Linked DNA regions of Homo sapiens: region 1 is linked to region 2. Evidence: chromatin contacts called from ENCODE Hi-C or POLR2A ChIA-PET data. All regions are on one chromosome and are shown on one strand. Each heading gives the region's core, a stretch centred on a gene start or an enhancer-like site at or near the end of the contact. The rest is flanking DNA. Distances are from core to core; before and after follow the strand shown.

Region 1 (6,399 bases), core at 995-3,494, 180 kb before region 2:
CATTTTTATAGGAAAAAAATAATGATGGAATATTATTTAGGGAAATAAAATTTTGAAATCACTCAAAATACCTCCATCTCTACATCAGTGCTGTCCAGTAAAACTTTCTCTGCTGATGGACTCTTCTAGATCTGTGTTGTGCAATGCAGTAGCCATCTGCCATGTGTGATGACCGAGCACTTGAAATGAGTCTAGTGTGTCAGGAACTGAAGGCTTAGTTCTATTTAATTTTAATTAATTTAAATCTAAATAGCCATATGTAGCTAGTTCCTACTGTGTTGAACTGTAAATTTAATAGTTGCTCCTCTTATTTTAGTGTATATTCTTTGATTCTCTGTGCAAACTTTCCCCCCCACGGTTGACCATATCATACCACTTGTTGGGGTAGCTTTTTAAAACTTAATTTTACAAACATTTTCCCGTTTTTAGTCTAGCATTCAAAGATGGGGGTGTCTCTTGGTGTCTGTCTCTCTACCTTGGTACAAGAAAAGAGGGCCTGGGCCAGGTGCGGTGGTTCACGCCTGTAATCCCTGCACTTTGGGAGGCCGAGGCGGGTGGATCACGAGGTCTGGAGATGGAGACCATCTTGGCTAAAACGATGAAACCCCGTCTCTGCTAAAAATATAAAAAATTAGCCGGGCGCGGTGGTAGGCGCCTGTAGTCCCAGCTACTGGGCAGGCTGACGCAGGAGAATGCCGTGAACCCCGGAGGCGGAGCTTGCAGTGAGCCGAGATTGCACCACTGCACTCCAGCCTGGGCGACAGAGCGAGACTCCGTCTCAGAAAAAAAAAAAAGAAAAAAAAAAAAAGAAAAAGAAAAGAGGGCCTGGAAATTGTTCAGCTGTAAACATCGCATTGACCCTTGGCCACCGTTGAGGAGCACCATATTATGTTACCCAGAACGTGGGGCATTGAGACAAAGGAAAGGAATTTTGTGACTGAGCGCGTCTGTCCTGCCCGCAAAGGCTTTGGAAAGGTGGGACTGCCCGCCATCTTGAGAACATCCAGACATTTGTTGAACATCCGCTAGGTGTCCACCACATGCTCTTTGTGTAAGTGGCTCTTGTCATCTTGGCAGAAAGCCTCTACTGTAGGCACCATTCCCATTTTGTGTATGAGATAAGTGGGAAGGAGGCACTTGACCAGGGTCATGGTGTCTGACCGGGATTGATCCCCAGTTCTCCCTGGCTTAAAATCCCATTCTAGCTACACTCTTGCCTGTCTCCAAGATACTGGGGAATCATATGGACAGACCCAGCTAGCATGGATCGCGCCTACCTTTGTCTCTTATCCTTTTAAATGCCTGAGAAAAATCTGCTTTTATTACTATGTTATCACTCTTCATGATGTTACCACGAATGTTCCCACTTTGTCTAGTGAAATGCAAAACTCAAAATGATGTGGTTCTGCTTTTAAAAGGCTTAACATTTACTGTTTTTTATTGTTTATGTGATTGTGAGAGAGAGATGGAGAGAGAAAACATAACTGCACATACACACACGTGTGCATGCACACACATATGCAATCCTGTAAGGTCACACAATGGGATAATTTCTTTACTATTATAGGTCAGATGTGCTAGCTTATGATATAAAAACCACCCAGAGTCTAACTTATGTGGAAACCAACTGCCTTGACACTCCTTTCTTAAAGTCTATCATGATCTACTAGCCATGGTCACTGAAGATTAACCAAGGCCAGGAGCAGTTCAGTGAATTGCTATGGGGTTGAGGTATGAGTCCCAAAGGGGAAGGAAGCTAACCCCTCCCAGTCCAGGAAACCCAGCTTGCCCATCAGTGCACGAGCCCCAGAAAGTCCAAGCTTGCAAGATTCTCCAGGCCAAGAGCGGCTTTGCTAAGGTCATCAGATCTGGCCACTGTACCCAGAGTGGAGACCTCTGATTGGAGGGGAAGGAAGAGCAGTTCCCTCTTTCTTTCCCTGCTTCCTTTTGTTATCCAAGGGCCTCAGAGATGTCTGGGGGGTGGCTGGGGGTAGTGTGATTTGAAACTCCGCCATAGGCCATGTCCCTGGGGCCACTGACCCCTGTTGCTTGGGAGACACCAGCCTGGAAGCTGGCCTTGACTCTATCTAATCCAACAGGCACTTACTCACCACGTGGCATGGTCCAAAAATAACACGCACCAGGGGGGCCTTGGGGACACCAGACCTAGCTAGCGAGAGGCCACCACTGGCTGAGAACCGCTTTCCTGTTTGCGTTCCTGCCCGGAGGCTTCGTGGAGCTCGCTTGGACTTCCTGTTTCCTCCTCCTTCCAAAGTTCCCATTCGCTCCCCTCTTCAGCTGCACAGGACTTGCTCCAGGAGCCCCGTGTCCCAGCAAGGATGGTCACCTGCCGCTGAATTGTCATTAGCAGTTGGAGGAAATTGTCACCAAAGACTGAAACGCTTGGAGTCAGGAGAACTGGGACCAACCAGCTTAGCTTTTTATTCCAAAGCCTATCTCATGCCTTGAGGAAACTGAGCAAATGCCACAATCTGAACCTGTTTTTTAATCATTCAAAACCCTAGTAGTAACCGGGCTTGTTGGCTCATGTCTGTAATCCCAGCACTTTGGGAGGCTGAGGATGGTGGATCGCTTGAGGTGAGGTGTTCAAGGCCAGTCTGGCCAACATGGTAAAACCCCGTCTCTAGTAAAAATACAAAAATTAGCTGGGCGTGGTGGTGCCTGCCTTTAATCCCAGCTACTGAAGACGCTGAGGCAGGAGAATCTCTTGAACCCGGAGGTGGAGGTTGCAGTGAGCTAAGATTGCACTCCAGCCTGGGCAGCAGACTGGAACACCATCTCAAAAAAAAAAAAAAAAAAAACTAAAAAAACCCTAGTAGCTTAGCTGGTAACAAGGGCCCTGGTAGAACCTTGTCTGAATTAGGGTCTCGTCTTTCACCAGCTGTATGAACTTGGCCATATTACGTATTGTCCTAAGCCTCAGTTTCCTTATCCTTAAAAGGAGAACAGCTCCTGTGTAGCAGCATTTATTATTTTTTTTTTTTTTCTGGTGGTTTGGGAAGCAGGTACTACTGTGCCTAGAGTCCCTGCCAGGGACTGACGCAGGCTCCTTCAGCCCTGCGCATGACTGCCTCACTCAACAAGGGTTTGGGTTACGGGTACAAATATTTTCTGCACGAACAGGTGCATAGTCTGACAGTTGTGAGAGGACTTTTGGAGGTGATGAGACAGAATAATTCCAACCAAGATGATTTCCCTTAAATCTGGAATGTGTGGTTGCTGTAAACGCATGAGGTGGCTTAGAGTACGATAGCAGTCGTTGAAGAAGCAGCAGTAGTAACAGTAATGGTAAAAGTAATTGTGATAGCAATAATTATAGCACTATTAGATTAGTATAGTAGTGGTAATATCAGTAGCAGCAGCTCTAGTAGTAACAGGAATAGTGATAGCAGTAATCGTGTCAATAGTAGTAATGGTAGCAACAGCAGTAGTAACCGTAGTAGTGTGATGTAGTGCTAAAAATAGCAGTTGTAGTAACCGTAGTAAATAGTAGTAGTGATAGTACTAGCGGTAATAGCAATAGTAGTAGTGGTGATAATCGTATTAATGGTAAAAGTACAGTAGTAGCAGTAAAGAGTAATAATTAACCTAGATTGTGCACTGCAGATGCCGCTAAATTTTTTACAGACCAACTCCTTTACTTTTCCCAAATAACCCTAAGATAGCTGTTTTCCCCACATGTCAGAGAAGAGGGTGAGTCCTGATGCTCATATTTGGATACTGAATTGTTTATTTCCAGCCTGTGCCACGCAAAATTCGATCTACATTGTCAACCTCATTAGACCTTCACAAGGTCATCTGCCATCTCCCCGGCATGCACCGGGAAGCAGACACCCAGCAAAGTGGTCTGGCTTCCCACAGAGGTTCCTAGCCAGTTGACCATGCCAATGAGCATTGTTGACCATGAGCAGGGTGGGGTGCTGATGGGAGAGGAAGCCCCTGTGATGGACCCAGTCCTCCAGCTGGCTTCGTCTGAGCTGGCCAGTGAGTCTTTTGGTGCGTGGATGCCCTTGTCTTCAGAGTAACTGATCTCGCTGGGAGGCTGAGTGGTTGAAGCGTTGGAATCAGGTTTGTTTGGTTCTCATGGTTCTTCTGGGAGCCAGTGACACCAGAGCGCAGGGACTTCAGGGAAGCAGAGTTACTGAGCTCTCATGCCCTAACTGCAATCTCGATGTGTCTGGAGATGGCCTCCCTGGGGATTACAAGGAGGTGCTGTGTTCCATCTAGTTGGCCAGCTTTTTCTCAGAGTCTTCATCACGTAACCTGTCTGATAATCCCACCTCATTCCTTTACAGCCTCTGGTCCTCCACCTGCCTCGGTGGCTGCATGCTCCTGTGGTGACCTCTTGGGGATCCTTTTGGCCCTGACTCTACCACTGCAGTCTCAATTCTTCCCCTTAGCAGGGACAGCTCACAAATGAGGCTCCTCCCAGCAGTGGGCTTCAGGAGAGACTCACCTGGCTATGTTTGCTTAAAATTTATATATATATTTTTTTGTTACAGAAATCATCTCATACTTACAGTAAAGGATATAGGAAAAGCTAAAAATCACTCATAATTTCATCAGAGAAAAAAATCACCATTTTTACCTCGGAGAATCTTTTTGCAATGGATTTTCAATGCACACATGCCTCAGAGTGTCTGACATGATTGTGATCATGTGGCATTTAGAAAGGCATGCATCTTGCATTTTTCCGTTTAGCACTAGGCTATGTGTAATTAACATTATCCAAAGCTGCAGAATATTATACTTTATGAATGAAACTATTTAATTATCAAACTATTATTGGATGTTTAGATTGTCTCCATTTTTCCTGTTATAGATAACACTATATTGAACATCTTTATAAATCTTAGTCTGAATCTCTGATTATATCTTTATTATAAATGTTCACGAAAAATTGTTATAGTTAATTTTAAAACTTTCTTTTCTTTCTTTCTCTTTTGTTTTGTTTTGTTTTGAGGTGGAGTCTCGCTCTGTCACACTGGCTGGAGTGCAGTGGCGCGATCTCGGCTCACTGCAACCTCCACCTCCTGGGTTCGAGTGATTCTCTTGCCTCAGCCCCCTCTAGTAGTTGGGATTACAGGTGCATGCCACCAAGCCCGGCCAATTTCTGTAATTTTAGCAGATACAGGGTTTTACCATGTTGGCCAGGCTGGTTTAAACTCCTGCCCTCAGGTTATCCACCCGGCTCGGCCTCCCGAAGTGCTGGGATTACAGGCATGAGCCACCACACCTGGCCTAATTTTAAAACTTAATGCATATAATAAGATTGCTTTCCAGAAAGACTGAATTAGTTTATACTACCACAAATACCACAGGAGATACCCAGTTTCACTGTAACTACCTTATTAGAATTATTCATTTTACAAAACTTTCTTTCATAGTCAAGCAAAATAATGTCTTTGTATTCATCTTTGTCTACTCTTGAACATTTTTCTGTATTTTTATTTATGGCCGTTTTTGTTCCTCCTTCCATGAATTGTCTGTTCTTTTCCTTTTCTACCTCATCTTGTTTTTCAAGAGTGTTTGTATTTTCCTGGGTGATTTCTTTTTCTTTCTTTCTTTCTTTCTTTCTTTCTTTCTTTCTTTTCTTTTCTTTTCTTTTCTTTTCTTTCTTTCTTTCCTTCTTTCTTTCGAGACAGAGTCATGCTCTGTCACCCAGGCTGTAGCGTAGTGGTGTGATCTCAGCTCACTGCAACCTCCACCTCCTTGGTTCAAGTGATTCTCCTGCCTCAGCCTCCTGAGTAGCTGGGACCACAAGCATGTGCCACCATGTTCCCAGGTGATTTCTCCCAGCAATTTATATCTCCCAGCAATATATAATGGAACAATATTTGTGATAAAATTTCTTCCATGTTTATCTCTGGCCTTTTAATTATAGTTATATTTTTACATGTATAATATTTAGTTTGTAAATAAAGTGTAGTCAGGTTTAATATTCTTTCTTTGCTTTAGTGTTTGAAAAGATTCCATAAGCATCAGTTAATTCTTCCCCCATACTTTCTTCATTTTTATGGTTTTTATATCGGACATTTAAATATTCAGTGCATTTAGAATTTATTTGGGTATTTCACATCAGATGCTGGCTTAATTATTTTTGTATAAATCACCAGTTTTCTAACAGTGTTTGTCAAAAGAAGCCTTCCTTTCTCTAATGGTTTGTATATGCATCTTGTACTGTGCTTTAATTTTACACACACAGAAACGTTTCAGGGCTATTTTACTTCATTCATCTATTTATTTGTTGATTCTTAAAATAGGACAGAACTCTTTTTTATAGTTTTATGATAAATTTAATATCTGCTATAGTGATCATTCTTCTCATTCTTCTTTTTCAAAATTGTTTTTGAAGTGAAAAGGAAAAATAATGCCTTT
Region 2 (6,396 bases), core at 669-3,168:
TGGTTTTGTGTTAGATGATTTTGCCCAACTGTAGGCTAATTGAAGTGTTCTGAGCATGTTTAAGACAGGCTAGGCTAAGCTATGATGTCTGCTAAGTTAGGTGTATTAAATGTATTTGTGACTCACTATATATTCAACTTAGGTTGGGTTTATCAGGACATAACCCCATTGTAAGTCAAGAAGGAGCTGTATTTTAATATATCTCCTCCACAAGAGCTGAGCGATCCTTAAGAGCAGGGACTTTCCCCACCCCCCTACCCTTGTTCATCTTTGCATCTCTGATTTCTATCATGAGTTAGGAGCTTTCTCAATGATTTTTAAATTAATAGATATTCAGATAAACAGATTTGCCCCTCTTCTTCCCTGCATGTTCCCCCCCTTTTAGGGACCCATATCAGGTGATAAAGAAAGAAGTGAGGGCAGTTTCTGAAGCTGAAATGACTTTGCAGTTGAAATATAGTCCCTTATGCAAGGCTAACAGGATTACTAGTTGGATAGTTAATCATAAAAGAAGCTTAATGCAGGGAATCATAAAAAAAGGATATACCAGTATATAACAGGCATTTTGCTTTAACTTAAAAGATATAAATGCACACTTTCTTACTATTCTCTTTTGTAAGAGCAAAGCACTTGCTTTGAGCAGGTCTGGAGTAGAGCACCAGGTGTTCCCATTGTGGAAACCACACCCATACTGCTTCATCTGCAACTTGGAGTTTCACTTTCTTTAAAGTGTAGAATGTAAAGGTATGCAGTCTAGAATTTTATCAATGGGTTTTTAGAGGCTTATTAGATCTAACTTGACTACCCCGTCTGCCTTTGACAAGTCTTTCAGAATATTCCGTTTTCACTGCAGCAACCTGCTCTTCGTGCCTATAGTTCATTCGCAACTTTCTAAATCTGTTTCCTCATGAGAGGACTATTTCTAATGGTGACTAATAAATAACTTTAATGTGCTGAGAGCTTTTCATGCACTGAGGGCTGAGTCAAACATTCGACATGAAGGATCTCAATTTAACCTTCTCAGCAACAACAAAATTCATTGAGGCAAGCACTGGGATCTCCCTCTGAAAAGTGGGGGTAACTCGTATATTCAAGGCATCTGTGTGTGTCAGCGAGAGCAATACTGTTACTAAAAAGCCTGAAAAAGCATAGTCATCAGATGCTGCACGCTAACACAAACACTCTAACACAAACAACAGACAAGCAAACAAACAATATTTATGTGCACTGACTATGTTCAAGGCATTTGTCTACATACTTACCTTGGATTAACTAACTTAATTCTCACAATACCTTTATAATGAGGTAAGCACTGTGAATAGCACCATTTTGAAGATTAAGGAAACTGAGGCATGATATCACAGATAGGTAAGTGGCCTCCAAGTCAACCTGGGATTATAAACCCAGAGAGTTTTATTTCAGAGCCCACCTTCCTAATCCAGTTCATCTTCAAATGGGGTTAACGATCTCTGTCTTGGCAGAATTTGGGAAAGGATTTAACAAAATAGCAATTATTATAGTCAAATGCTTGCCACCCAGTGCTTGCAGGACAAACGTTCTGTCTGCTCCTTTCCTTTCCTTTCTACAGACAAGATGCCTCTCTGTAACAGCCTGGACTTTAAGCATTTATCTGACTTTTTCTCGATTCCTTCATATTCTCCCTAAAATAAAAATCAAAACAATGTCAGCTTGTGGGGGATTCAGCACCGAACTTCACCTTGGGAGATGAAAGACCACCAAATCTGTATATAAAACAACCAAAAGAAAAAAAAACCAATCTTTCGTGCAGACGTAATTTCTCTTGAAAGGTGACACAGTCCTTTAAAAATAGCTATGGGCTCCATTGTGCAAAGACAGTGACAGAGACTGACAGCTTTTAGAGAGGTGTAATGTTCCCAGGCAGCCGGCTAGCATGGCTCACCCAGATAGAGATCCGTCATTCAATCCGGGGGAAAGTGCTAAATGTTAGAGGTTAACCTGCTATGTTCTTATTACTAATCAAACTTCAACACCATGCCTCAGCCTCCTTAGGCCCCTATAAGGAAATGATACATTATTGAGAAGTTCCAACCCAGGCACCTTGCTTCACAGGTGCAGCTTGTTCCCAATCATTGGTGATTTCCACATCCTTCCTGGGTACACCTAGAGGAGGGACTCAGAGTGCTCTCCATGGATGCTGGTAGATTAAAGTTAAATGACAACCCATGTGGACACCCTCAGCTCTCCTAATGAGGGGACAACAGAGAGGGGCACAGATCCCTGGTGTCAACTCCACCAGAAAAGTTCTCCCTGCATATCAAGGCAAAGTTTATCTGTACTACTGATTCCTGTTCCTTGGGAACCCAAAGATTTTGAAGGTGAATAGTGTGATTTGGGCCTTTCTTTTCATAGTGTCAAAGGAATAGTGTGTGCTGGAATGTGTTTAGTAACATAAATATTGCTGGGGGGTGAAGGAGTCTTGATTCGTAGCTTTTGCCAATTTCTGTGGTGTAAATGCTCCTACCATGGCCGACTTCCAGCTAACAACACAAAGTCCCTGAACATGGAGTTAGAAAGAGATGTTCACAGTCAGCTTTCATGGCAGGAGCAACTCCAGTTAAAGGGTAGGTAGATGCTCCTGAGTCATCCCTGCTGGGTGGGCTATGATCCTATCTGTAGGGCAGGCCAAGTCCTTGTTCCACTCCTTCTTGCAGTGGATCTTGCCGCTTCTCTGAAAATGATTGAAATGCCCACAGCACTTGCAGAGCAAGCAGAAAAGACAAAACTTGTCCTACCCTGACCTCTTATAGACTGAGTCTGGTTGACCCTCATGCTCTTGGCTGCAAAATAAAAGAACTCAAGTCAAATTGGTTAATTGCTGTTGAAGAAAAATGAGATTATTTACCCTAAGCCTATGGCTATCCACAGATCTCATTGAATGTCTCCCAACAATCCTAACAGGTAGTGTCATCACCTGCAAGTTACAGATGAGAAAAACAGGCTCAGAGACGGCACTGGCACACAGCCACATGACTCATGAGTGGTAGAGCTGGGATTTAATCTCAGGTCTGTCTTGCTCCAAAGCCATGCTTTTGTGTATTGCCGTAATCCAACCAAACCCAGTAGGGCATCATTTAAGGGCATTTGGGAGGCTGCAGATGGGAAACAAGGCCAGGTGAGATTCCCCAGGAGAGCAGAGACAGGTGGATAGCAGAACATGAGGCAGGACAGAGGGGAAGGGGTTCAAAAAGATGGGGAGAGCAATCCAAATATGTGAACATCATTTTCAATGGAGCCCATCACAAGCTTGGAAACAGGGTGGCTAATGGAGACAAGAATGAGACATGATAGCTCTCTCATGGACAGCTCCCTGTGTTCCAAGGCAGCCATTCCAAGAGTCAGGAAGTCCTTCCTTGCATGAACCTGAAAGCCACCCCACCCTCTTCCCCAATTGCTCCAGGTTCTTCCCTCTGGTCCTACTCAGAACAATACTCCCCATGCCAAGAGCATTCACCCATGAATGGCAATCCTTCACATGTTATAAGATGGCAATCTAATATCCCATGGCCTTCTCTTCTCCAGGTTAAGCTCCTTCCACTTCCCAGCTGTTGCACATGTGAAACAGTTGAGTAATCCTTCATCATCACTGTCCCCAGCTTCTGGACTCCCTCCTGAATGCCAGTGTCTCTTTTAAGATGAAAGATGAGTTGTTGGTGTGGTCCTACTCTGCACTTACCTCAGAAGAAAGCTGGGGTCTGCTTGACCCCCAAGCTCTTGGCTACAAAGTAAAAGAACTCAAGTCAAATTGTTAATCAAAAAAATCAGATTATTTACCTTAATTGATTTCCGTAATGATTTAATTGTTATCTGAATTCTCCTCCTTAGCTGGGTGCATTCAAAGAACAGCAATTGGGGCTGGCTTTGTCCCTCAGCATAACCCACTCCCTGGCATGTCTTGATAGAGCACATTAAGCATTAGCTTGATGTGGCTGAGTGGATGATCTGATCAACTTTGAGGACAGTGCATTAGACTATCTTATCTTCTAGAATATTCTTCAGCAAAAAGTCATCTGAAAATACTGGCATCCCATCAGAGAAACTTTTTGCTGTGCCCTAGAATTTCCTGTTAAGGCACTATTAGCAAACGCCTCTGTAAAAGCTACTGGAACTGACATCACCATCACTTCCTGAGACCTCGTGCAAAGATGTGCCCTTTGGGGTACATGGCAACAAGATGACCTGGTTTAGGAAAGAAAGTGATGGCGTAAAACAGCCTTCTGATTCTCCATTCCCCAGCTACTGTGGGGCATGCATATGGAATGATGTATGGAGAGAGAAAGATTTGGAATCTGGGGGCATGTTATAGTTCCAAACCCATGCCAGCTTCCGGGGATGCCTGTGGATCTGGGCACTGGCTCCTTTGTTGTCTAGATTCTGCCTTATTCAGGCCTCCCTGAAAAATATGCATTTTGTGGAGAGCCTTTCTGTTCATTCCGGCACTCTAAATCTGTGGCCTTCCCAAGCAGCCAGGGGTGGCCTGTACCGAAGGGCCTCATCACAGCACTGACCACTTCTGCCAGGAAATTTCCCTCCCATCGGAGCAGCCTCTGCAGCATCCTGTTGGCCTACCTCAATCTCAGACTCCCCAGGAATGGGCTCCAGAGCAAGAATCTGAGAGAATGAGGTGGGAGACTGGGGCTTTAACATTGGAGAGGCATACTTGTTTCATGATAAAGCCAACAGTCTTAAAAGTTAGTGCTCACCATCATCTCAGCAGCCGGCACTTCATGCCTTCCTGCATGTCAGGTATCTGTAAAGCCCTCACCTACATTATCTTTTTACATCCTCGCAAAAAAGTAAAGTGACTTGTTCACATTTTGTGAGCAGCTGCCAAGGTGGGATCCTTCACTGCAGTCTCACGCCTCCCATCCACGCTCCTCTATCTACCCTGCCCCGGGAGCTATCCAGGCCTGGCTGGGATCTCTGGAGTTGGGTGGGATCAAGTAGCTCTGCTGGGCTGCCTTCTCCCAAATGAACGTCATCAAAATTAAAAATAATCACAGCTAGGGGATCAGTGAACGAGGGAGGTCAAGGGTCAAGCTGCCTGTCCAGTTCTCATCCCTTGGAGGTCATACTGATGTACCTTGGAATGTAGCAGATCCTAGCAATCATCACCCTGTAGCCTGCTGGGGTCGAGGAACTCTCGACCAGGACCCCCCAGCCCCAGAGCCGAAGCCAGTGAGCAGGATTTGCCTCCTCCAGAAGTCTTAGCTCTCATTACATCGCCAGTATTTGAAAAGCAAACAGTTTAGCTGTTGGTGGGAAAAATTCCTGGCCCTGCTGCCCTTCCTCTGGGGGCAGGGGCTGTGATGTGCCGTGACTGTGCCTGGGAACAGCTGCTTTGAGTTCTTTCCATATCCCTGCAAGGTACTGCTTGGTGGCAAAGTGGTGCTGGACACAAGTTGGCCATTCAAGTACCTTCACACGGTGTCCAAGAGCAATGCTGGTTGTTCTGTACTTGAACTAAGTGTCTTGCTGGCAGTCCCAGCCCGGATCAGGTTAGCCCCTGAGATGCTGGCCACCTTCAAGGTCAGCAGACCCATGCAAGGGGGATACATCTATGCTTCTGTACATGAAACATGGAGGACCTCAGATGTCAGACACTGGGCAGGGAGGAGAATGGGATCTTTTGTGGTTGGTAGGGGAGACTGGCCCATCATTCCCTCATCCAAATGCTATTCCCTGAGTAGTCACCTGGGCAGCATCTAGTAACCAGTCCAAGCAGTGCCAATGCCTGCTAGGGAACCGATGGTGAGGAAGACAGCCATGGTCCCAACCCACATGATGTTCAAAGACAGAGACTGACAGTAATTAGCAAAGTCACTCCAGTAACTGCAAACTTTCCCGGATGCAAAGTGCAGTGAGGATTGACCCAGCAGGGTTCCCATATCTGTCAGGATCTAGAGGCACAGTGCTCAGGAGACTTTCAGGGACCCAAAAAGTATATTAGTTTTTATTTCTGTTTTGTTTTGTTTTGTTTTTTGAGACAGTGTCTCACTCTGTTGCCCCAACTGTTGGCTCACTGCAACCTCTGGCTGCCAAGTTCAAGCAACTCTCCTGCCTCAGCCTCCCGAGTAGCTGGGATTACAGGCGCCCGCCACCACAGGCCAGCTAATTGTTGTTGTTGTTGTTGTTGTTGTTGTTGTTGTTGTTGTTGTTGTGACAGAGTCTTGCTCTGTTGCCCAGGCTGGAGTGCAATGGCACAATCTCAGCTCGTTGCAACCTCTGGCTCCCAAGTTCAAGCAATTCTCCTGCCTCAGCCTCCCAAATAGCTGGGACTGTAGGCGCATGCCACTGCATCCAGCTAATTTTGTATTTCTAGTAGAGATGGGGTTTCACCATGTTGGCCTGGCTGGT

Evidence for each region. Hi-C counts contacts between places; a loop is a spot of excess contacts on that map. ChIA-PET counts read pairs that join two places held with the same protein, here RNA polymerase II (POLR2A). Pooled maps may share reads with other maps.
Region 1: a loop to region 2 is called in a map of gastrocnemius medialis, with 13 times the contacts of the local background. The contact joins two enhancer-like sites. A Hi-C loop is called at or near these places in 2 of 168 maps with a recorded cell type or tissue (gastrocnemius medialis and psoas muscle) and 2 of 50 pooled maps. POLR2A ChIA-PET finds 5 or more read pairs at or near these places in 1 of 52 experiments (activated CD8-positive, alpha-beta memory T cell).

What each region holds. Positions count from the first base shown.
Region 1 is chr16:79,538,086-79,544,484 of GRCh38, reverse strand. It overlaps a transcript of MAF not described here. Among named protein-coding and RNA genes, the nearest start is that of MAF, 59 kb to the left of the region's middle. Within about 2 kb of position 2,244, at least 8 of the 41 ENCODE cell types and tissues checked have a DNase peak (open chromatin) inside an H3K27ac peak, as active enhancers do; they include gastrocnemius medialis and psoas muscle, where a contact is called at or near this core.
Region 2 is chr16:79,357,058-79,363,453 of GRCh38, reverse strand. It overlaps a transcript of MAF not described here. Among named protein-coding and RNA genes, the nearest start is that of MAF, 240 kb to the left of the region's middle. Within about 2 kb of position 1,918, at least 2 of the 41 ENCODE cell types and tissues checked have a DNase peak (open chromatin) inside an H3K27ac peak, as active enhancers do; they include gastrocnemius medialis and psoas muscle, where a contact is called at or near this core.